Linked DNA regions of Mus musculus: region 2 is linked to region 1. The links are chromatin loops, found by intact Hi-C in ENCODE. Cell type or tissue: left cerebral cortex. All regions are shown on one strand. Links, peaks and the distances in the headings refer to the core of each region. The heading gives the core; the rest is flanking DNA. Region 1 holds the start of Gm33341 (a long non-coding RNA gene). Region 2 has its middle 23 kb from the start of 4930465M20Rik.

Region 1 (11,742 bases), core at 2,813-7,812:
AAAAATCTAAACTCCTGAACTACCTCAGAGCCAACTGCCTCAAAGCTCAAAGCCTTTTATCTCTACCCCATGGTCCCTTCTGATCCTCCAAATCTACTCTGATTGGCCTACTTGCTCCACCCTGCAAGGCACTGCCCCTCTTTTTTGGGTGGTCTTTTTGCCCCAGCCCTCCATTATTAATTCAAATTACATTTTACTGGAGATGGTAGAAATTATAATGAGACTTCTGAAAACCCCCAATGAGGAAAAGCATGTGACTCCTTCCACTAGGCGTGCACAGCCTTGGATATTACATGTTGGTATTTACACTCTTCTCACCAAATGCTATGTTTCAGTAACCAACTACGAATTTCTAAGGGAAGCAAGCTACAGAGAATCTACCTTTGGTGCCCAACAAATGCCTCTGTGATTATGGAATAATTCTGTGTCTGTGGAGCTCAATCAAGTTGAGGGGACTATAGCTGAGTTGTGCTAAATTGAACCAAATTGGGTGTGATAGTTTGTATATGCTTGGCCCAGGGAGTGCCACTATTTGGAGGTGTGGACTTGTTGGAGTAGGTATGGCCTTGGAGTTGGTGTGTCATTTGGGTGTGGGCTTTAATACCCTAGTCCTAGCTGCCTGGAAGCCAGTATTCTGCTAGCAGCCTTCAGATCAAGATGTAGAACTCTCAACTCCTCCTGCACCATGACTGCCTGGATGCTGCCATGTCTTGATGATAATGGACTGAACCTCTGGACCTGTAAGCCAGCCTCAATTAAACATTGTCCGTACAACAGTTGCCTTGATCATGGTGTCTTTTTAAAGCAGTAAAACCCTAACTAACACACTGGGTAGAACCAAGGAGAAGGTATGTTGAGCTGAGCTGGGAGAGAGTTGAATTGGACTCAGTTGAGTTGAGTTAAGCTAAGCTGAGTTTAGCTGAGCTGACTTTAGTTGAGTAAGTCAGGGCCTAGAAACAGACTATGCCTTGATTTCAACTTGGCTGAAAACCTGCTGCTGTCAACTACACCCCGTGATCCTCTCCCTGAGTGACATTATCTTGACCTTCTTTCCTAGAACCCCTGAGGGTTGACTTCCAGCAGGGAGAGTAGATGGGGACAGGCCAGCCTTTGTCTTCTGAGCTGTGAAGCATCAGAAATCACCCAAAATAAACTTCAGGACTTTTTTGTAATGGCCAACTTCTGCCTGGCTGCCCGTGGCATAGACTGAGCCTCAGTAGGGAAGAAGAGTTGGGGAATGGTCTGTTAATGACAGCAAACTTCCCTAAAGGGAAGGTGACAGTTAATTGGTAATGACAATGAAGATCGTTTTTGTTTCTCTTCTTGCTATCAGTGAAAACTCAGACTATTCCATCAGAAGGATGAGGTTTGGAAGAGGCACCATGGTGGGATGAAACCAAGTTGGACTTTGAAGCTGTGAACAGTCGTGTGTGTGTGTGTGTGTGTGTGTGTGTGTGTGTGTGTGTGTGTGTGTGTGTGTGTTGAAATAAATATCTGTCCCATACAGTTGGTGAAAGAATTAAAGAGACCAATGAGAGCCCCATGGCAATAGCTGCGGGGGGGACCTAGAACCATTTTTTACAATTGGTGGACCACATATTCTTCCAAAGCACCTATCACTGTCCTCAGCCCCTCTGTTTATTTTGACTGCCATCTCACTGACTAGAAAATAACCCCAGGAAAGCTGCAACCAAATCCTGATCTTTTCTTACCACTCTCTCCCCAGTATTCATCCGTTCATCAGTTGGCAAATGACCTATAAAGAAGTGAGCAGAGACTAGGTATTTTTTAAGTGTATTGACCCATTTAATCCTCCCCTTAGCCTGATGAATAAATGCGCATTATTCTCTCCCTCTTTGGCTCTTTGAGATACTCAGACTTAGAGGGTGGAAGCAACTCCCCCTAGAGTTATCAATTAAATCTCAGAAAGGTAATGTAGCTGTTGTCAGAAGTGTGCCTACATTCTGAATTCTCCTCCTGATGTTAAGGAAGGATTCACCTTGGGGGCCTCTGCAGTTGGGTGTTGCCATGCAACATCCTTGGCCAATGAAATATGAGGAGCTTCATGGTGGAAACTTAAAGAGTCAGCATGACATTTGTCCTGTGACTGTATGTGGCATTTCAACTAGAGTCTGTTGGGTCTGAGCCCCAACGGTGAGCTGACCTGCCTGTCTGTCCCAGATAGTGCTCTTGGATATGTTGTATGAGTAAGAAGAAAACCAGTGTCCTGTCAAGGCACTGGGAGTTTAAATTGCTTTTACAGCATGATGACCTGCCCAGTCCAAATGATGCCCATGCTGCCTCTGACCACAGACTCTGGCTACTCCCAGCCTCTGACAGCAGAAGGAATACATGCTTCTGGATCAGCATCCACACTCTGATCTCTATTGGGATTCATACCATACTCAGAGCTTTTATATGTACTAAACGTCTCTAGCATCTTCTCCCCACACTCAGGATTCTACAGTCATTAAATGAAAGATCCTCCTGAGATGAGTCACGGGGACCAAAGTAAGAATGGCAGAATCCCTCCCTTAAATGGTAAAACTCCCACCAGTGACTCCTTTCAATGAATGTGAACCAACACCTGCTATTCTAGACCTTGTGTCAATCATTAATTGTGGAGAGACAAAATACTGACCTGGAGAAGTTCATTATATGGAAGCTAGCAGGTCCAGATCATTGATAAAGCAGGTGTTACACACAAGAACTTGTATCATTTACCAGGACACAGAATTGGTGGTGGTTCTGTTAAAACATACCCCAGTTGAGGCTAAATCCTTCAAGCGTTAATTGATTGATCCATCCACCCAACCATCTAATCACCAACTAACCCACCCATCCACTTACCCATCTACCCATCTATCCATCCATGTGTCCATCGGTCCATCTGTCAGTTACCCCATCCATCTGCTCACCTATCCACTTACTCATTCATTTAATGACCAATCCCTCCATCCATCCACTCATCCATTATCATTCCTCCACCCACCCACGGATCCATCCACCCATTGATGGACCCATCCCTCGACTATACACTCATCCAAACATCTGCTGTTCATCCCCACCACCACCCACCCACCCACACACACACATCCATTTCATTCACCCACTCATTCACCCATCTACTCATGAATCTGTATACCCAAGTATCCACCCCTTGTCCAGTCATCCATCCTACCTACCTATGCTGGCTAGAGCTAAAGTCACCTGAGAGGAGGGGGAACCTCACTTATGAAAAATGCCTCCATATAATCAGGCTACAGGGCATTTTTTAAATTAGTGATGTATAAGGGAGGGAGGGCCCAGACCATTGTCAGTGATGCCATCCCTGGGTAGTGATCGTGAGTTCTATAAAAAAGCAGGCTGAGCAAGCCCTGAAGAGCAAGCCAGTGAGCAGCACCCCTCCATGGCCTCTGCATCAGCTCCTGCCTCCAGATTCCTGCCGTGTCTGACTTCCTGTCCTGATTTCCTTCAATGATGAGCAACAACATGGACGCATAAGCCAAGCAAGCCTTTTCCTCCCCAAGTTGCTTTTGATCATGGTGTTTCATCACAGCAACAGTAACCCTGACAAAGACGTCAGCCATCCATGTATCCATTTAGCCACCCATCTACTCATTCACCCATACACCAACCCACCCTCTCATCCATTCATCTGTCCACTAGACACAGGAGTGTCTTCTGTCTAGAGCATCAATTCTAGAGATGGACAGAGCATCCACAGAGACAGCCAGGGAGCAGCACTGAAGAGCTCCAGGCTCAGCCAGATGCGAGTACAACTATTATTGTAGAAAGTAGCTGGGCTTCAGTTTCCAAAAGCAGAGCTTGGAAACACTGAAACTTGTGCTGGCTGGAGAATGAAGAGACCTGGCACCTCTCCCTAAGGAGGAGACCAATCTCTAGACAAATGCAGTCCACTGTAGAAGCCTTGCATGGGTTCCCAGGGAATCTGCATGGTCTATTTATTGAGTGAGAAGGTTTCATCCCCCAACTGCTGAGGCATTCTCTACCCAGTTATGTCCTGAGGAGGTGCCATCAAAATGGATGCAAGAGCTCCAAACTGAAAGAGAATAGATCACATGATTCCACTACCCACTGAACCCCACCCCCAGAGCCTCCTCACAGACCACAGCTCCCAATAGCAAGAGTGGTTAATGGCAGGTTGTAGCTGGTACACTCAATCCGCCACTTGGCTTGGGAAAAAAAATGATAGCTTTGCCTGCCAAAAAAGCCACAGCTGAAAAGCCCAACTTGAAGTTTGAGCTCTGTGTGTGTTTGATGTGTCCAGTCACAGACCAATGTGCTTGTACCTACAGAGGGAGGTACCACCAGCAAAACCTGAGGTACGCATGACTGACACACAGGCTTAGATGACCCAGCTGAGCTGCCAATGGGAGAGGCCAAGCTTCCTCCTACCCAACTTTAACATGCTACCTGTCCCGAGACCCTCTCAGAAGCTTTGGACCTGACTCACAGATGAGGCTGGGAGAAAACATGGGCCCACTAAACAAACTTCCTCAGCTTCACCTGGCTGTGCATTCTCTCCCAAAATCTTGGTTTCTGTAAGCAAATATAAGCTAATAATACCTAGCACCCCCACCCCCAACCGGAGTTACCATGATCTTCTCAGATGTTAAAACATAGGTACGCCTCCAACCACAGGTGGGCTCTACATGTGCCTACTGACACCTTGACATCGATGTCCCGGCTTCTCACCATCTGGTGGTATGAATAGGGCTGGTCCACATAGACTTGTGTGTTACAATGCTTGGCTCACAAGGAGTGGCACTATTAGGAGGTATGTCCTTGTTAGAGTCGATGTGCCCTTGAAGGAAGTGTGTCATTGTGGGGTGGGCTTTGAGGTCTCCAGTGCTCAAGCTATGTCCAGTGTGGCACAGTCCCCTTTCTGCTGCCTGCCCATCAAGATGTAGATCTCTCAGCTCCTTCTCCAGCACCATGTCTGCCTGCACTCTGCCATGCTTCCTACCATTATGGTAATGGACTAAACCTCTGAAACTGAGAGCCAGCCCGGATTGAATGTTTTCCTTTATAAGAGTTGCCTCGGTCATGGTGACTCTTACAGCAATAAAACCCCAACCAAGACACATCATGAGGAGGCTCTGGGCACAAACGTTTCCTTGCATAGTGCTATCCAATCATATAACAGCATGGGTGAGTGTTTTTATTATTCCTGTTTTGTTTTAAATGAGGCTTGGGGATATTAGCCATAAGCACATGGTTCCAAGCAAGGCAAACCTGAACACTTACTATGGAACAGCCTCAGGGACCCAGGAGCTGCAGGAAGAGTAGTAGGTATACCATGGTGGCAACACCCTGGCCTTGCCCTTCCCTTGATATCCATTGCAGCAAAGATAATCTCAGAGGCCCCAGCTTCCTGCCTGGACTGTCCTTAAACACCACCCACTCTCAAGCAACCCCGAAGTATGGGATCAAAGACTGAGAGCCCCTTCCCAGATCCAACACACCCAAGCCTGTCAAGGAAGAGACATGAAAATGTATTAGGCAGGGTGGGAATGGGTTTTTATGATTCCACCAAATGCCTGATAGTGGGAACACCGCCCACGACAAGTATGTATCAGCATTGACAGAGACAGAGAGCATTTCAGGACAATGTGTGTGTGTGATCAGGGCCTGGTGTGGCAGCTTGAGGGTGGATTACAAAACGGCCTGGAGCCTCTCCCTGGAGGCTGAGGCACCCACTGCAAGGTTGACTATGACACGGTCATGGGCAATAGTAGACTCCTGCCACCCTGTGCTCCTGCCCAGCCTTTTTACCTGTTCCTTCCATCTGTCACTGCTCACCTCTGCTGCACTCTGAAGATGATAAACTGGGGGTCAGTAGGTTTCTATGACCAAAGCCATACCACCCATAGATGGTCTAGCAAATCGGTGGGGTCATTCTAATTCCAAAGCCACGTCCTTCCCTTGGCTACCATTACCCGCTCCAGGTAAACACATTGAAATCCATGGGAAGGGTTCATGGTTTCAGTGTGGCAGGACTGGAATGAGATCTTTTCAATCAGACTTCCTGGAGCTGTGTCAGCCCCTGTCACGCATGTGCTATGTGACCTTAGGACAGACAGACACATTCGCAACCCCTAGTTCTAGGATCTGCAGAGAGGATCCAGTGGACTTCTGTGGTGGGAAACTCTGTGGTTAAGCAGGGAGCCTGGGACTTCAGACATCTGCAGTCTGTCCACTCCACACAGGGGTCTGTGACACTCCATGTTAGGTTATCACCCCTGTCTTCTCACCACACAGAACAAATTGGTTTGCAACGGTGGGGACTGGGGACTCCAGGAAAGCAGAGCTGCCTCCTGAAGACCGAAGCCCTGTGTTATATCACTTATCTGACTTCTAAACACAGTTGGAAGTGACCTGAACACATCAATAATACTCACAACACAGACGTTTGGAAGGAAGGACGCCCTATCTCCATTGGCTTCCTTATCACAGGGTTTCATTGGGGCCCGATATGCAGTGGGTACTTGATTAAAATTCCTTAAGTGAGCTAATGAGTAAAAGAATAGTGTTCATGGCCATTGGTATAAAACTCTTGCTTCCTGGCGTGATTCCAACATTTGTCTTAATTGATCTGGTGAAGGGTCCTTGGCGTGGCCCCAGCCTTGATGATAGAGACATGGAGCTGGAGGAGAAAGAAATAGAAATCAGATGACCTTCACAGCCAACGAAACCACTTCACAATCTTCTCTGGCTCCGCAGAGACCCAGATTGCAGACCAGCAACCTGGGGAAGCCGTCCGGGTCCTCTCCATGATGGATCGTCTTCCCCCTTCATCATTCCAAGCCATGTTGATTCTCCCGCACTCTAGCTGATGTGAGAACGAGTTATACAGGCATTCAGCCACTCCTGCCGGCCATAGCTTCTGGCCCAGCACCAGGTAAACCCTCAGTGTGTGCTAACTTAAACTCGTCCTGAGTTACAGATAGTCAGCGTGCCTCCCTCTCCCCCCCCCCCCTGCTCCCCATGACTAGTCTTATCCAGAAAGTTCCCAGGAGGCTTATCTCCTGAATTCCTCCTTCCCAGGGACCACGCTGCAATTAGCCTCTGGGTTTGGCATCTTGTGCCAGGTGATGGTGATGGTGGCCCAGAGCTCAAGCAGAAAGGGTGTTGTCTGTGACTGATTGGTCATGTCTGCCGCTGAGGTAAGACTGCAATTGGCAACTGTGGACTCACCCAGGCCTTAGATCAGTCCACATCCACATCAATTAGAGAAGCTGGGTTTTTAATCGAAAGATTCTGCAAGGATGAAGCTTATATCCTGCTGCCAATACCTCTCTACCCAGCCCCTCTGGTCTACCTTTGTCTGCCCTCCAGCTAGGTGGGTTCTGCCTCTAGGGAAAAGACTACTTCAAGTTCCTTCCCAGACCCCCACCAGCACACAGCCCAAGGTCCTCGGGAGTTCTTGTGGGGAACATTAGCTTATCTAAATATGGTGTGGCAATGGATCCATAAGGTGGGTGGGCGGACATGCAAATGGACACAAGTCTCAGAAAACACTCCCCCACCTGTCCCACAGAGAAGAAGAGAACTGGGAAAGACTCCTCCAGCCCCGTGGGTGGTGTTCATAGCACATGGGTGGGGAGCGTGCCATGGCCATCTTTTCCAGCTGTGGTTTGGCACATTAACAGATTATCCACAAAATATAGGTGTGAGGAAATTACCCTACAAAATAGGATGGACCAGCCCCCCCTTTCCAAAAGAAAATTGTTCAATCACAAAGAGTTTTTTGTTTTGGGGGATTTTTGGTTTTTGATGTTATTAGTTGTTGTTGTTGGTGGTGGTGGTGGTGGTTTGGGTTGGGTTGGGTTTTGTTTTTGTTTTTGTTTTTTGTTTTTGTTTTTGTTTTTGTTTTGTTTTTGTTTTGAGATTCCCATTTCTGTGGCCTTGATTCTGGGGAGCCCTGCTCCTGATGGGCCACAGACAGACAAAGGAGAGAGTGCAGATGGGCTTTTACTTTTTTGCTATCCCCATTCTCTGTATGAGACTTCCGTGCCAACTGTGTGTGAAGAGAAATATTTCAGCTTAGTCAGAAAGGGAATTAGGCTGGACAGTAACCCTTCAGATTTCAGAGGAATCGGGCTCTCTCTCTCTCTCTCTCTCTCTCTGTGTGTGTATGTGTGTGTTTGTGTGTGTGTGTGTGTGTGTGTGTGTATGTGTGTGTGTGTGTGTGTCTGTGTGGGTGTGTATGTGTGGGTGTGTATGTGTGTGTCTGTGTGGGTGTGTATGTGTTTGTCTGTGTGGGTGTGTGTGTGGGTGTGTGTGTGTGTGTGTGCTCCATGAGGCTAAACAGGCAGCTGGTCCTGCAGACAAAGAGGATAGGCTGCCTTTCAGTAGGGCTGACCCTGTCACTCAGTCTTTTAACAAGAACACCCCTCGCTTGTCCTTCCGAAGACTACAAATCTTCACGGTCTGCAAAGAGAAAAGAAAAGTGAGAGGAAGAAAGTATATACACTGTAGGCAAACATCTGGAAACAGAGAGAAGTATTGTTCAGGTCTAAGAGTTCAAGGAGGTTACTGGAAGTCACCTTCACTGTGCCACCTGTCCCTTTGTCCCAGAGCCTTGAGTCTCCTCAGAGACTGGAGTCTTCCTGAAAGTCCAGTGTGGTGCTTCTGGGCCCTCAGTCCTATGCACTGCCTCTTTAGGACACCCCATTTTCAATGATGAGGGGTCTGGGAGCATGCTGAAGCTCTCTGTAGAATTTTGGGTTTCAGGGATCTGGGCAGCACCATGTGGACAAAGAATCCTTCTTCATTTCTCTCATCTAAAAACACTCATTTTGGCTTTTGGGTTTGGCTTGTGCTATTTAAGACAGGATCTTGCTATATAGTATTGGCTACTCTTAAACTCGAGATCCTCCTGCCTCAGGACCCTGGGAACCAGGGTTATAGTCAGCACTACTCTGACTAACAGGAGTCTTTCTTTCTCAAAGGCCAGCAAAGGGTTCTTGAACCCATGACTATGACGACCCACCCCCACCCCCACCCCCTGGACTCAGGACAGGATCGTAGGGCAGGTATTTTGCCAAGTGGTCTTCAAATGATAGTTCATGGAACCCTGAGCACAGATTTGGGGGACAGAGGCTGGGAGATGTGGGTATATTTCTTAAGATACATGGCTCATTCATACTGGATGGGATCCTTCTCGGTGGTTTGAGCTCCAAATCCAGGGTCGGTTGCTTATCTATCTCATGTTCTACGTTAGGAAATGGTTTGGGGCCCCTCGCTGACTCTCAAGCTTTGGGTAACAGGGTATAGAGTACACTGGATGATTGGACTGGCTGAGTCATCAATCATTTCACTTGTTGGAACCAGAGCGGGCATGTGACTGGTTCACAGTCACACAGTAGGATGCTAAGTCTGGAGCCCAGGACCTAATGCAGAGCTCCCACCCACACGCAAGTTCTCCCTCACCTTCCTCCCCCGTCTTTCACGTGACCTGTGAGTATGAAACGGAAAACCACCTCAGTGGAGAGCCCGTGGATAGCTTCCACTCGGTTTGCCGGCTAGCAAGACTTCTTTCCTGCTTTGCAGCTTTAGACAATTTACGCTTCCATTCTCAAAACAGATTTTTATCCTAATAAAGGCTTTTATTACCGTTATCCACCTGTCATTACACAGCATTAGACAATTACAGAGCACAGACCAGCTCTCCCTCCGAGAACCTTCCCCTCCGCTCTCGGCAGGGGGCTGAAGGGGGCGCACACAAACAGAACATTTCATTAAAAAAAAAAATACAGATGAATCTTTTGATTTTTTTTTCAAGCACTGCCAAGACTTCTACCTACGCTTTTTAAAACTTTGTTATGAAAAGTCAGCGGCGTGAGAGAGAGGGGGCTTAGAAAAGTGTGGGCTAGAAATGGTCTCCAGCCCCATTTTGATTGCCAGACGATTGACAAAATAATTTGTACCCGTCGATGCTCATGAAGGGGATTTTTACAATGGATTTGCCAAGCAGATTTTTAATTTTAATCAGTAATGAAAAAATGACAACGCGGATCACAACAAACCATCACTGCCGCGCGGGTTTCGCAGTCCCTGTCAGGCGGCCCCGTCACACAGCCGCACCTCCGTGAACATCAATCATTTGCTTCAAACTCCTGTGCATCTTCGGGGCTTAATTAGACATTTAGGTTCTTTACCCGCAATTTGCAAAACTGTCACCAAAAATGCAAGGCACTAAAAAAGCGTTCAGCCCCGGAGTCTGGGCAGAGACTGTTTATTGCCTTCTGGGGAACAAACCAGAAGTTTGAAAGTTTGCGTGTCCCCTAGTAGTGTCCCCTAAAAACCACTTTCTCACTCAGCGGCTGTCTGAATCACAACTACAGACGTTTTGAGACAAGAAAGAAAATCAAGGCCCTCGGTTGTAGTTAAGATGAGCCCAGATTTGTAGAAGGGCGTAGGAAGGTGAGGTGGGCTGGAGGGCACATGGCTGTTAGTGATGAACTTGTCCTGTGACTCCCCTAGCACTGCAGAGGACATAGAATCACAGTGGCCAATCATGGTGACCTTCCAACTCCATCACAGAGTAATGAGCTGTGTGGCCTCGGGACAACCGTTTCACTCCCCTGAGCCTTTGTTTCCTTTAAACCCAGAAACAGATGAGCCAGTGTCCATCTCCTGCTAATGAATCCATTGAGGCAACGTCTACGACATCCCTCAGCGTGTAAGCTTCAAGGTTCATCCAGCCTTGGTTAGCAGGGAGCTAGCTCTCCAGCAGCGCGTGCAGAGTCAGGAAATGTCCCAGCCATCTCAGAAGAGATGCACAATGACACCTGTAAAACCACACGGATCGTGACCTCAGGGACAGGCCAGCACCTCAGCCTACAAGCTAAGGATCTTAGCAGTCAAGGTGTCAGCCCAGTATGTGACCATTGTCCCAAGATGGCCGCCAGAAGTTGTCTCAACAGTCATACTTGCTGTAGACTGTATTTGACCATCTAAAAGAGCATCTTGCCCCATCATAAGCTCCCCCCCCTCGAAATTATGTTTTCTTTGAAGTCTTTGTGGCCTGGTCTAGATCAGCGGTTCTCAAACTCTGGGTCTCGACCCTTTGGGAGTCACAAATCAGATATTCTGCATACCAGATATTCACATTATAATTCATTAACAGTCACAAAATCACAGTTACGAAGTAGCAACAAAATAATTTTATGGTCGGGGGTCGCCGCAACATGGAGACCTGTATTAAAGGATGCATTAGGATGGTGGAGAACCACTGCTCTAGATAAAGCGGAAGAATTCCATTCTTGGCTTAATTGTCCAGGGATGGTCTAAAGGGCAGGTTGAAGGACCACACCTGAAAGACTCACTCAGGTCCTCGGTTCACCGCAGGAAGTAGAGATGACTCCTTTAAGAGAACTTAGCTTTCTAAGATGTATTGTCGCAATGGGCGCAGAAGGTCAAATGTAAAAGTCCTATCACGCATGGATAAGAAACAGGCTCCACGGGCCTCAGCACAGTCTGAGGCTCTGCCATGGCTGCTTCCCAGGACTCTTCCCTCTGCAGCCCTGGTAACCAGGGAGAGCGCTGGAACTAGGGTGCTGGAGAGGATGTTCTCAGGTCGCAGGCAGATGTTAGGGTCTGACAGACAAGCTGCCTGCATCAAACCTTCTTTCCAGTCAAAACTGGCAGGGCACACTTGGCAGGTACTCCCACTGAGATGACCTGCCCTTGCCTTCGTGTATCCCTACAGTG
Region 2 (11,742 bases), core at 3,609-8,608, 65 kb before region 1:
AGTATTGAGTCAGCCCTGAGTCATGAGCTGAAAACCCGCCTTGGCTGTAATTAATCCCGGACTGATGACAACTGATTTTCACCCAGTGGAAGAGGCTATCTCAGGTAATTAGGCATAACCTTGTATACTGGTAATATGCCCTTTGTACGGCATCTCTGGCTGCCGTAGCCAGCCAGGCCCTGCCTCCAAAAACAACATCAACACTACCCAACAAGATGTTCCTGATTTCAAAGGATCTCCCTCCCCCCGCAAGCATTTTCGGTGTGAAAAGCTAAATATACAAAGGCCTGTAATTGGTTTGCCCCGATCCTCTGACTCTTCCTCTCTGGGATGATCTGCACTCTGGATGGGGGAGAGGGGGAGGCAGCGTGCAATAAGCACCTGTGTTTGAATGTGACTCTGCCCCATAGTTCAGCTTCACACAGAAATCCGGTCTGCTTTCTGTGGGTTGCACGGGGGGCGGAGCCAACTGATAACGTATGCATCTATTCATTCCTCTCATTTCAGCCACTGGGCCCCACTGGCCTCCAGGCTTGGTCAGATAGTAAGCTGAGATGCACGATGGGTGGAAAGCCCCTCTGATCACTTGCCAGACTTGGTTAACTAGCCCAGGTTCATTCAGAAAGCTGAGAAAGAAACAGAATGAGGGTGGTTTGTCCAAGTCTCCCCTTCTGCTTAGAGGCCCCCAAATTCCTCGCTGAGCCTGGTGCCCCTTCACAGGCAAAGCAACAGTTCCTGCTTCCCTGAGGCACACGGGAGAGTCCTGTCTCCACAGAGGCCAGGGACACTCCTGTCAGAGCTGTGCTTGCACAACCAGGGTTTCCCTTGCCAGGCCCCTGACTAACTGTGGCCCCACCATCCAGGCCCTGCCCCAACTGCTGGACGCTCCCGTCCCGGGTTCCCACGACTCAGGCTGCTCTCCCAGGACAGCACTGTGTTCCTTGACATGTCAGATGTTGCAATGCCCAAGCAGATGAGGCAAGAGGGACAATGGGTGCCAGGCCAGCATTTCCAAAGAAGCTCCACAGAAAGTTCCAAAAGCCCCCGCTCCCCTCGTCCCCTGCCCCTCTCTTTTTTCAGCATCAAGATTCCCTGCTTTTGTCTTTAACCATCTCAACAGAGTCTCGAAAGACAGTTTAGGCTGGCTGAAAAGCTAGCTCCCTGGGCCAGTCAGCATGCCTTTGCAACAGGATCTGAGGGTTTGGGTCTGTAGTCCAAGCTCTCTTGGGACCAGTGGTAATAGTAACACAGGCTAACTGCTGGCCAGCTTGTGCTATACAGATCTGCACACGGGAAGGATACAGCAGTGTAATCGTTACGACCAGGACAGGAAGCAGGTAGGCCATCACTACCCCTGCTCTCTAATCAGGCAGACTGAGACGCAGAGGCGAGAAAGGTCCAGCCCCAAGCCATGCAGGGGAGGGAGGGGACACCTTAGTGTCCTGTCCCCCTCCAGCTTTGCTGCCCATTTAACCCTTTGCCTCTATAAACATCAGCTTTGTGTCTATGAGATGGGACACACCATGCTTCCCTTTTGGTAAATGAGAACCCCAGCATTCCCCAGAGACCTAGGAATTCTCTCTTCTCTTCAGCCCATTCACGAATGCTCCCCAACCAGGCCATCACCCCTGTGCAGCAGATATAGCAGAGAGTGGCTTTTGGTAGAACATGGTGAGTCTATCAGCCTGCTTCCAGAGGCAAGGTGAGATTTAGTCTGTGGCTGGGTCCACCCTTCGAGAAGAGCCTTCCACCAGCTGGGTTGCTCGCCTCCATACCCGCATAAGAATAAGTCACTTTCTCCTTTACTGCATTCTGTTTCCAAAGCCCAGAGGCTGCTCTTCAGCTAAGTATTGGGCTGGGGATGCAGCTCCGTGATGGAGTGCTTGCTTAGCACACACAAGGTCCTATGTTCAATCTCCAGAGCTAGAAGAGAAAAATCTTATCAAGATATTTGAAGTGTCTGACGGGGGAAGGGGGGGGGGGGATCACCAGTAGCTACTGCTTGAATGAACTCATTCATTCACTTTATTTCATTGATTCACAAATTCCCTCCGAGACTAGCAAATTAGTGTGTGAAGAAGCAAATGACCCAATGTCCAGGAGCTTGGGAGTCAAGAGGTGCACACAGAGCCTGTGCACTGTGTGAGCAGACCGGGATGGTGGGGGGAGAGACATCCTGGCTGCAGGGCAGATACTCAGAACCACTGAGACCCTGGTCAATGGCCTGCAACACTCAACAAAAGAGCATGGAGCTTGGTCCCTCCCTGGTGAGCTAAGAGAACCAGATGGGGTGTGGAACAGCCCAGAACTCATGGAAAACAGCCCTGCAAAGACAAAGATGGCTTCCTAAGGCGTCTCCTCAGACCAGAGCAAAGCCTTAATGGACAGTGAAGAGGAAAGCTGGCTGGGGCCCTGGGCTTGGACACAGAAAGGGCTTGGAAGCCTAGGGGCTGTACTGACTTGTGTTGCTGTAATAAACACTATGGCCAAAAGCAGATTGTAGAAGAAAAGGTTTGTTTCCTTTTTACAGCTCAAAGTCTGTCATGAAGGGAAGTCAGGGCCTGAATTCAAGAAGGCCATGACCCTGGGAGAAGGAACCGAAGCAGAGAAGGAGGAGGAATGCCTGCTCCCCACAGCTTGCTCAACCTGCTTTTTATACCACCCAGGACCACCTGTCTAGGGGCGGTGCCGCCCCCAGAGGGCTGGACTCTCCCATGTCAATCATTAACTAAGAAAATGCCACATAGACTTGCCTACAGGCAATCTGACGGACACATTTTCTCAACTGACGTTCCTCTTCACAGACGGCTCTAACTCGTGTCAAGTTGATATAAAAACTAACCAAACCAGGAGCACACACACAAAAAAGTGGCAGGGGCATGAACCAAGTAGGGCAGGGTGTGGAGAGACAGGGAGGAGGCAGGAGGCGGGGATGGGGCCTGGGCACAGGGCTGCAGAAGAGGATCAGGTGGGAAGGTGGAGGCCGAGCTCAGGTTGGGGCACGTTCACTCTGAGCTGAGGGTGGGACATGCAGATGTCACTTCTTGCCAGGAGTGGAAACCAAACGTGGGACAATAGCCCCAGATAGACATCAGAGCTGAAGACCAAGAATGTGGTTCCACCCTGGGCCAGAGCCCGGACTGGTGTCATCACATCCCTCGGGGCAGAAGTCAGGCCCGATGATCAGAGGGCAACAGTAAGAGAGCCTTGAGGAACCACTGGGTCACCTCATTGCTTAGTGGGGCTGTGCTATGGGCTAAAGAAAAAAAAAGCTACAACCACTCCATTCCAGATGTAACTGGTGCCCGACTACCCGACTGCCACAGCCTAAAGTGTGTCCAGATATGACCATACATACTCAGGGCATGAAGCACCAATGTCCCAGGTGAACCACTGTTCAGTAACAAACGCCCCCAGCTTGCTCATAGCACAGGCATAAGCTTGCGTCAAGGGCCAACCCTAGTTCCAGTCACTTCCTGCCTAGGAAACATGGTGCCCCTTTCAGGATTCGGCTGGAGAATGGGGGAGACTCAGAACAGCACCAGGGACAAGGAGCTCCCAGCCACATGGAGGGTGGAGAAGAGCCCAGGCCCATCTTCAGCAGGGTCGGAGCCTCACAACATCTCTGTTAACAGGCTGGAGTCCTGGGCTGGGTGAGTCAGCTGGTCGGGATGCTGGGGCTTGCACAAGAGGGTGGAGAAGGGCGAAGCGGGAGTGGGACTCCGTCCGGGCAGAAGGCTGGAAACTGCTGGGAGCTCTGACTAACTGAGGAGTTTTCCCTTCCTAGAAATCTTCATCTCCAAGGATGATTGCATTGTGGGAGTTAAGGGGAGACCCCGGTCTCCATACATCCTCGTCCTATTTCTCTGTGACAGCCAATAGCTGGGAAGTGTCCACCCTAGTCAGGTGGGCAGCAACCACAGCCATCAAACCATCTTGGGAAATCTTGAAGCCAAGGCATCCCGGGACAGCTGTTTTGACAGCTGGTGTGTACAGGAACTGCTGACCAGTGACAGTCTACATTGTGCAATTTGCTCCAGGCCTGAGGAAGTAAAGACCAGAGAGTCCGAGCCATTTGCTGAGAGTCCCATAGGTCATGGTGCACCTCTAAGGAGTCACTCTCTAGGCAGCTCTCTTCGCCCTTCCTTCCAGAGGGCCTTGAGGGACCGCCACTCTACCCCAGCTAAAAGCCCACCACAATGCCGACAAGGTAGCCCCACCTGACATGCTCTTGCGAGGCAGGGCATGTGGAAAGGAACCATTGGGTAGCCCAGCCAATGGATCCAGTCAAGAGCCGTGTTACAGTCATTAAAAACCATTAGGGTAGATGGGCTCTGAGGTCAGGTAGGTAGAACAAACAAACAGGGAGGGGAGCAAGTTCTGCCTTTTCCTCCAACCGCTTCCGACCTGTCTAAGCCAAGCACCCAGACAGCCAGACTCCCAGAAGGCCGCTGCTAGCGGGGGGTGGGGGTGGGGGGGCTCCAGCATGACCGGAGAGCCATCCGTGGCCGGCAGCCAGCTTTCTCGAGATTTTTCGAAGCGTCTTTCCAAGCACTGTTTGAGTTGACTTGTTTGAGGAGAATCAGTCAGTCATGATAAAAATAAAAAATCAAAGGCCCACCCAAAGAAAGGTCCTGAGGCCACTCAGCTTTGAGAAAGAAATTGAGGCCTCTTGAGCCAAGAGGCAGATGGGGACATATTCTCCTCTGTATGCCATGTCTCTCTGGGTCACATCTGCTCATCTTCCTGTGACCACCTGGAGATACTGGCTACCAAGGACCAGAAACCTGGTCTTAACAATGTTGGCTTTTCTCTGGACTCCACAAGCCAAACATCTTAACCCTGACATCTGTAAGCCTCACAAACAACCCTGGAAAGGAAACACCACGATTGCACTGATTATATAAATGAGAGACTGAGGCTGGAGAGTTGAAATGATTTGCCCGGGGTCACAGTGAGAATTGCTGGAACCCACCGGGCCAGTGTCTGCCCTTCCCACAGCTCCAAGCTCCCTCCCCTCCTGCCAGTGTCTCTGGGAGCAGCCACAGACCTCACAGGGAGCTGTTGACTGCCTCTCCGAACAGAACAAACGAGTGAGCAAAGCAGAGTGAGCAAAGCAGAGAGAGAGGGGAGCCGGAAAACTTAGGTTGCGGGTTTAAATCTTCAAAGATGAATCCATGGTTAGGCTCAGGCAGGGGTTGGGGAGAAAACAGGCCGTGGACAAAACCATCTCTCGGGCTTTGTAACTCGGAGAAAAATAATCTTTAAATCATTTCTTAACTTTCGATCCAGTCTTAGTATGACAAAAAATAATTTAAAAAAGTTTATTCCTAAGCCAACTTTCCTTCCTTAAAGACATGTATGAAGAACTACTGGTGTACACAATCTACTATCAACCCACTGGACAAATGGGCACAATTAACACTCTAAGAAGAAACTGAAGCTCGGGGTAATTGTGTGACTTTTCTGAAGACAGATAGAGCTTGAGACCTGAGGAGAAACAGAAGCCGGAACTATGACTGCACTGTCTCCAAGTCTCCCCTTGGCCCAACACCAAGCTTTCTCCCTTGAACTTGACAATCCTCAAATAGGGTTACTCTCCCCAATCTAGAAAGGCCCTTACCCATGGTGACCAGGAAGGGGAGACACCCAGAACCAATTGTCAGAGAGAAAGAAACTGAGTCTCCGGCCATTTTCATTGGTTATCATTTCAAAGACTAAACTGACACAGTCTTGAGCTTCATCTCCAACTCCAGGTGGAAACTGGGGAGGGGGTGAGATTTTTTAGTATTAAAGACTTAAGATCCAGCCTACTGTCTCCCCGAAACTCAACCTCCAGCCCAGCTGTGCCTCCTGGGAGAGGCAGTTGGCTTGGGGGAGGGGGAGGCGGGCATAGGGCAGGCTGTTTCCGCATAAAGGTCTCTAACTCCCTTCAATCTGTGTACACACAGAGAGCTCCCCCCCCCCCGGGGGGGGGTACTGTCCATGTCATCCCTCACCCCACATCTCCCCAGAACCTGCAAAGGCAAGCAACAGAGCCTGGGAGTCCCAGCCCTGAGGCCAGCCTGCAGCCTTCAGGGGAGTCCTTGGCCAGCAGCCATTCATCCCCACGCCAGGGCTTACCCCCCCCCGCCCCCCCCGCAGCTCCCTCCCTCCCGTACAGTCGGCCTTGCCCAGCCAATTCTAGGCCCTGATCCTGGGCAGACAATCCTCTCGTGTTTTCCCACCTTCCCACTCTGGCTGCCAGAGGCCAGCCCAGTCTTGGAGATGTTGAATAGGCTATTTGTTGGGAGATCAAAGGGCCACCTGCGGGAAGCGCCCCACCGCCTGGAGCAGGCCCAGGCTGCATCCTCCCTGCCTGCTGGGGTCGGGGCTTTTCCAAACAGCCCACCTTGGCTGGGGAATCAGTCTCTCCACCCCACCTACTCTTCACCCCTCCCTTTCTAACGCCACCTAGCCAGGACCTCAGGTATCACTGCTCTGTCCTCTGCTGGGTTTGCTGTTCTCTTCCCTGCATGCATTCCCCGCACCCCCCCCCCTGCACCCCACCCCCCCTTCTGAACTCAGGGAAGATGTCATCAAGTTCTCACCACCCTGTCACACTGCCCAGCAACCTCGCTGGGGAAGAGTGGGGGGGGGGGGGGGGCGGGGAGTTTCAAATCTGTGTATGCCGGTAGGCCCTGGACAATGGACTCCAGTCTCTGATAGACTGAAAGGTGAACAGAATGCACTCCCATTTTTCCTGAAGGTGTGAGTGAAGGATTCTCTGCCCCAAAGGACATCCAGAGAAAAGCTGAAGGAGACTCAAAACGCCTGGTTTACAAGGCCCTGCTGGGGTTTTTTTTAGAGCCAGAATCCTGTGAACCGGACTTCCTATTTCTGCGTGGTCCAATCTCTTCTATGTGAGTTTCTCCAATCAGGGTGCACAGTCACCTTTTCAAAATTCCATCCGAGCTTGTCTCTCCCTCCAGCTGAATATGCAGGCAGAAGAGAGGCTAGAGACCCTGACTCGGACACCTGGAATCCCAAGACCAGATTCCTGTCTCTTTGATTTTCATGTCTGTCATCTCTCTCCTCCTGACATCATCCTTACGTCCACCCATGGTGTCCTAAGTCACCTGCACAGCCATGCCACATGCCTGGGCTGGACCTTTCACAACATCAAGGGTAAACTGGGATTGAGCACCACTCGCTAGGAGTGAGTGTGTGATGGACAACTTCCTCTGTGGTCCCTCTGCCCCACCAGGTGACATTCTGCCTTGACTCACACTCCAAAGGCCCTCTTTCAAAAGTCCCTCTTGCCACAGGCCTCTCAAGTACACGATTCCTTCTTCTTGGGGTGCCCCTCCCGCAACTCTGCCTTTTTTTTTTACCTTCCAACCTCTGCTGTGACCACTGTTGTGTTTTATAAAAAGATAGGGAAGGAAGGAATATGTTTGGTGGAGTGCAGTATGATGTGGGGGGAGAGGGTGCCTCTGCGGGCCCATGCTAGGCGTCCTCTCCCCCTGAGGGTCCAGACACACTAAGGTATAGTGTAGAATAGAGTTTATTCAGGATATGAGGGAGGGGAGTTGAGAGAAAGGCAGAGAGAGACACAGAGAGAGTGGGGGGAGTTGAGGTCGGCCATGAGCACATGGAGAGGTGGGAGGAGAATAGGGAGAGAGGGGGAAGAGGGTAAGGGAGCAAGAGTGGGAGAGCAAGAGAGTGAGGAGGGGGCAAGCAGGCCATTTTAGAGTGAGTCAGGCATACCTGTCTGTTGCCAGGTAACAGTGGGGCGGAGCCTACACCAACTGCCAACCACCACCCTGGCCAGGAAATGTCACTCTTACCAGAGCCCCTGAGTCTTACTAGTGATATCTGAACCAGCGCAGGGCGTCCTCTCTTAGAATGCTACCCAAGGGGCAAGACTTCAACTATCCTGTCTGCAAGCTGTCCACACAGGTGATGAACATGAAGGTTGACAATGGTCACTGGAGTGTCCCTCCCCAGAGGGCTGGGGGGGGGGGGGGCTTTAGAGGCCAAGATCATTCCTGGGTCTGCCTGCCTCATTGTCATTTGCCACTGGTTCCCTGGGGAGTAAGAGCAATTTGTTAACACTGATCCAGACCGGAGGCCAAAGCCAGGGCCACAGAGGTGCCTTTGAGTGTGAACTCTGGGAAATGGGAGACATGGTATCTGCCAAGCCAGGAGGGTCACACGTCCTGACTTTATGTTCTCGTCCCCTGTTTTCTGCAACTCCAGAGCAAGGCAGATAGAGCTTCATGTACCTCTGAGAAGTGTTGGGATTTTTGTCCTACTGCTTTAACTCTAAGCTCCTAGGCTACAAGGGACCTGGAGGGTGGATCCTTGCTCCTGACCTGAGAGTCCCCAGACTCTAGGTGAGCAGAGCAGCCTGGAGATGAGCCTTCTCAGGCTGCGTTCCACCCTAAGGATGAAGAGAAGCAGATGGGGCACAAACACCATCCTACCTTTCCAAATCCCACCCAAAGGCCACACTACACCCCCATCTCCTGGGGCAGAGTTCTCACTACTCTGGACTCTTTCCTGTGCATCCCTGGCTCCTGACATGACCACTGAGCCCTGGGGATACTGAGTCATTAGAACCTCTTGATCCACTTACACAGTTCACACTTCCCTTGGTAGAAGCTAAGGGCTCCTTTTCCTTCACCCCACTGCAGCCATCCTAGACCCTAGGGATGCAGAGCCTCCCTGCCCATCACTCCTCCCAGTTGGATGGTCAGCTCTGGTTACCAAGTTCCAGACGGGTTTCTCTGTCTACATGCAGACAGCCACACAGTGTACCACCTAGCAGATGCTTGCTTGGAGCTTGCCTTAACTAATACAAGGCCCTCTCTTTGGGTCTGATGTATATTTGAGATCACAGTCATTCCCCATGTCCCGTGCCCAGCACCACATCCAGCTGCAAGTATGGCTCAGTTGGCATTGACAGCCACCACAGCAGGGACAGGTGGGTATTGCTACAGCAGGACTAAGTAGGTGTTGCTACCTACATTTTGCAAGGTAAAGAAACTCGTTATTGGCACTGAAGAGGTGGCTCAGTGGGTAAAGTACTTGCCTTGCAAGCATGAGGGCCTGAGTTCAGTTCCCAGAACCCACACTTGATAATGGTAAGCCAAGTGTGGTGGTAGCTACTGGGAATCCCAGCAGCCGGGAGTCAGAGGCAAGCGGATCCCTGGGGCTCACTGGCCACCAGCCCAATCTAAGTGAAGAGCCGAGGAATTGTGACAGAAACTGTCATGAGAAGAAATCAAATGATGCCTGAGGGATGACACAAATGAATGACCCATGGCTTCCACATGTATGTGTACACACATCCCTGGACACACATGGACACATACACACACACACACACACACACATACACACACACACACACACACACACTCATATATACACACCACAACTGAAAGAAAGGAGAGAGAGGGAGGAGGGACAAATGGGAAGGTCAGGGGGGAAGGAAGGAAGGAAGGAAGGAAGGAAGGAAGGAAGGAAGGAAGGAAGGAAGGAAGGAAGGAAAGAAGGAAAGAAGGAAAGAAGGAAAGAAGGAAAGAAGGAAAGAAGGAAAGAAGGAAAGAAGGAAAGAAGGAAAGAAGGAAAGAAGGAGCTGTCAGAAGCCATCTCAGGACACAGGCTGGGTTTGAAAACAAGTGTATCTGACTATATGACACTAAACTTCCATGTCAGCCCTTGAGTCCCAAGTCCACGGGCGGCAGCCTAAGGCTCTACATTTTCCAGGTTGGGTGTTGAGAATCCAGAAAAAAGATAGGTATGGAGAGTGGGCTCTCCTTGGCACCGTGGCCCACGAGACAAGACAGGCCCACACTCATTCCCTCTCTCCTGATCCTTTCAAAATGAATCTCTGAGACCTGGGGCCAAGAGGCTCCCCACCAGCAGCCCCAGCCCAGCTCCCTCTGCAAGGGCCTGCTGAGGCCAACCCCGCTCCTCCCAGCTCTGTCTGCTGAGGCCTTGGCCACCAGGAAGCACCTGGCACCGAGACATCCACTAGCTGTGGGGCCTGCCCCACCCTGCAGGACCCAACCTCCCAGTGAGCTGTTTGCAGAAGAGGAGAGAATGAAGATCAAAGCAGCCAGCCCCCTTTCTCCTCTCAGGCTCCATTAGTCCAGATGCAGATGCCAGTCTTGGGATCCAACCACAGGATGATAGAAAGGCCAGCCACCTCTGTGCCTTGGTTTCCCAAACCCCTTCCCAATAGACAGGGGAGTGAGGGAAAGTTTCAGCTATCTTCATTAGAAGAGCACCCTTGGGCTCTGTGATCCTTAATATTGACAACTGGCAGAATCTAGACTCACTAGAAGACAAACCACTGGGAGGATCCCTGCTGGACTTTCTTGATTGAGGTAACTGAAGAGAGGGGGGCCTACTCTAAATGTGAGTGGCACCATCCCTTGGGGTTGGCTTCAAACTGACAGGGAGGAGGAGAAGGCCCCAAGAGCTGCATTCCAAACTGACAGGGTAGGATGGTGGGTGTTCCTGACAGGAAGCCAGGCAGGGGACAACTGAAACCACCAATCTGAAAGACTCAGAGCGGAACCACATCCGGAGAAGCATGGAGACATGTATCTTTCCAACAAAGGCCTGTCTTCAGACTCTGATGGCAAGCTAGCCCTGTGAGTGTGTGCCTCAGACTCCCAGATTGCTTCTTTAAGGGCAGATGGTCTGTGACGCCACAGCTCATGTGCATCATGGGAAGTGGGATATGAGTCAGGCTGTGTGGTAGGAAGATCCTGAAGCAACTAGTCGTGTGGCATCCAAAATCATGAAGCAGAGGGCGGTGAGTCCACTGCTATCCAATTCCCTCTCTACTTACACAGCCCAAGATTCCACCTAGGGAATGGTGCCACCCACAGTGGGCAGGTCTTCTCAGCACAACACAGTCGAGATCACCTCCATAGCCATGACCAAAGGCCTGACTACCAGATGACTCTACTGTTGGTTACACTGATAACAAACACTAGTCATCAAGGGTCCTAACCAGCCTTTCTCCAGCCTAGACCACCCACCAAGGTCTTCTTCCCAACACATATCCCAGCTCACATCCAGCCCCCAACCCCCACCTGAACATCATCTATCACTTCTGGTCCTAAGTCTGATGTCTCCAGCTCTACCAGTCCCCAAGGCCATACCCTCCACACAGAATATGGGGCACTATTGACCCATCAGAGAAGGTTTTATTGATGATTAGAACAGAGGCCCTTGAGAGACTTGTGCCCATGGATGTCTGCCCACTATCCTGCGTACGGATCCACACCCACACACATACAGGAAACATGAAGTAGACTCAGTGGGGTTTTCAAAATCTAAGCACAGGAGATTGGGAAAGAGAAGCAGAGTCGGAGAGAGAGGAGGAAATGAGGAGAAACAAAAGAGGAGTGGAGCTGATCAAAACATGAATGCATGAACTTCTCAAACAGAAAAAAAAAGCCCTTGGCACTGGCTTGGCTCTGCCCAGCTGGGTGATGCTGCTTCTCCATCCAGTTCCCAGGACACCACTCCATCCTTAGAAAAATCATTTCTAAGATTCTGAGAAGTTTCAGATGGCTCAACTTCCAGAAGCAAGAAGTTGGGACCACCTGGACATCACTTGGGGAAGGGCAGGCTAGACGAGCTATACAACTGTTTCTGTGTTAAGCAATGCCAGTGTCTAGATGCCACCTCCACTGGCCACTGGAGCAAGGGAAGATGAAGGCAGCCTAGGGGGTT

The links. A loop is a pair of places that touch in the nucleus more often than their neighbours do. Peaks named below come from ENCODE experiments on the same cell type or tissue, not always from the same donor. Only the 100,000 strongest peaks of a DNase experiment are listed, where the experiment ranks them.
Region 2: a loop joins it to region 1, with 6 times the contacts of the local background. A loop is called at or near these places in 2 of 42 quality-filtered maps.

The regions. Positions count from the first base shown.
Region 1 is chr12:107,818,577-107,830,318 of GRCm38, forward strand. Gm33341 (a long non-coding RNA gene) reads left to right here and starts at 5,814. Exons shown (of 3, transcript XR_381909.1): 1 at 5,814-5,858; 2 at 6,748-6,925; 3 at 7,072-7,125. In left cerebral cortex, for the core only: no CTCF peak of the experiment used is centred there; DNase peaks (open chromatin) are centred at 5,615 and 7,521.
Region 2 is chr12:107,752,334-107,764,075 of GRCm38, forward strand. No RefSeq gene overlaps it. Among named protein-coding and RNA genes, the nearest start is that of 4930465M20Rik, 23 kb to the left of the region's middle. In left cerebral cortex, for the core only: no CTCF peak of the experiment used is centred there; a DNase peak (open chromatin) is centred at 6,177.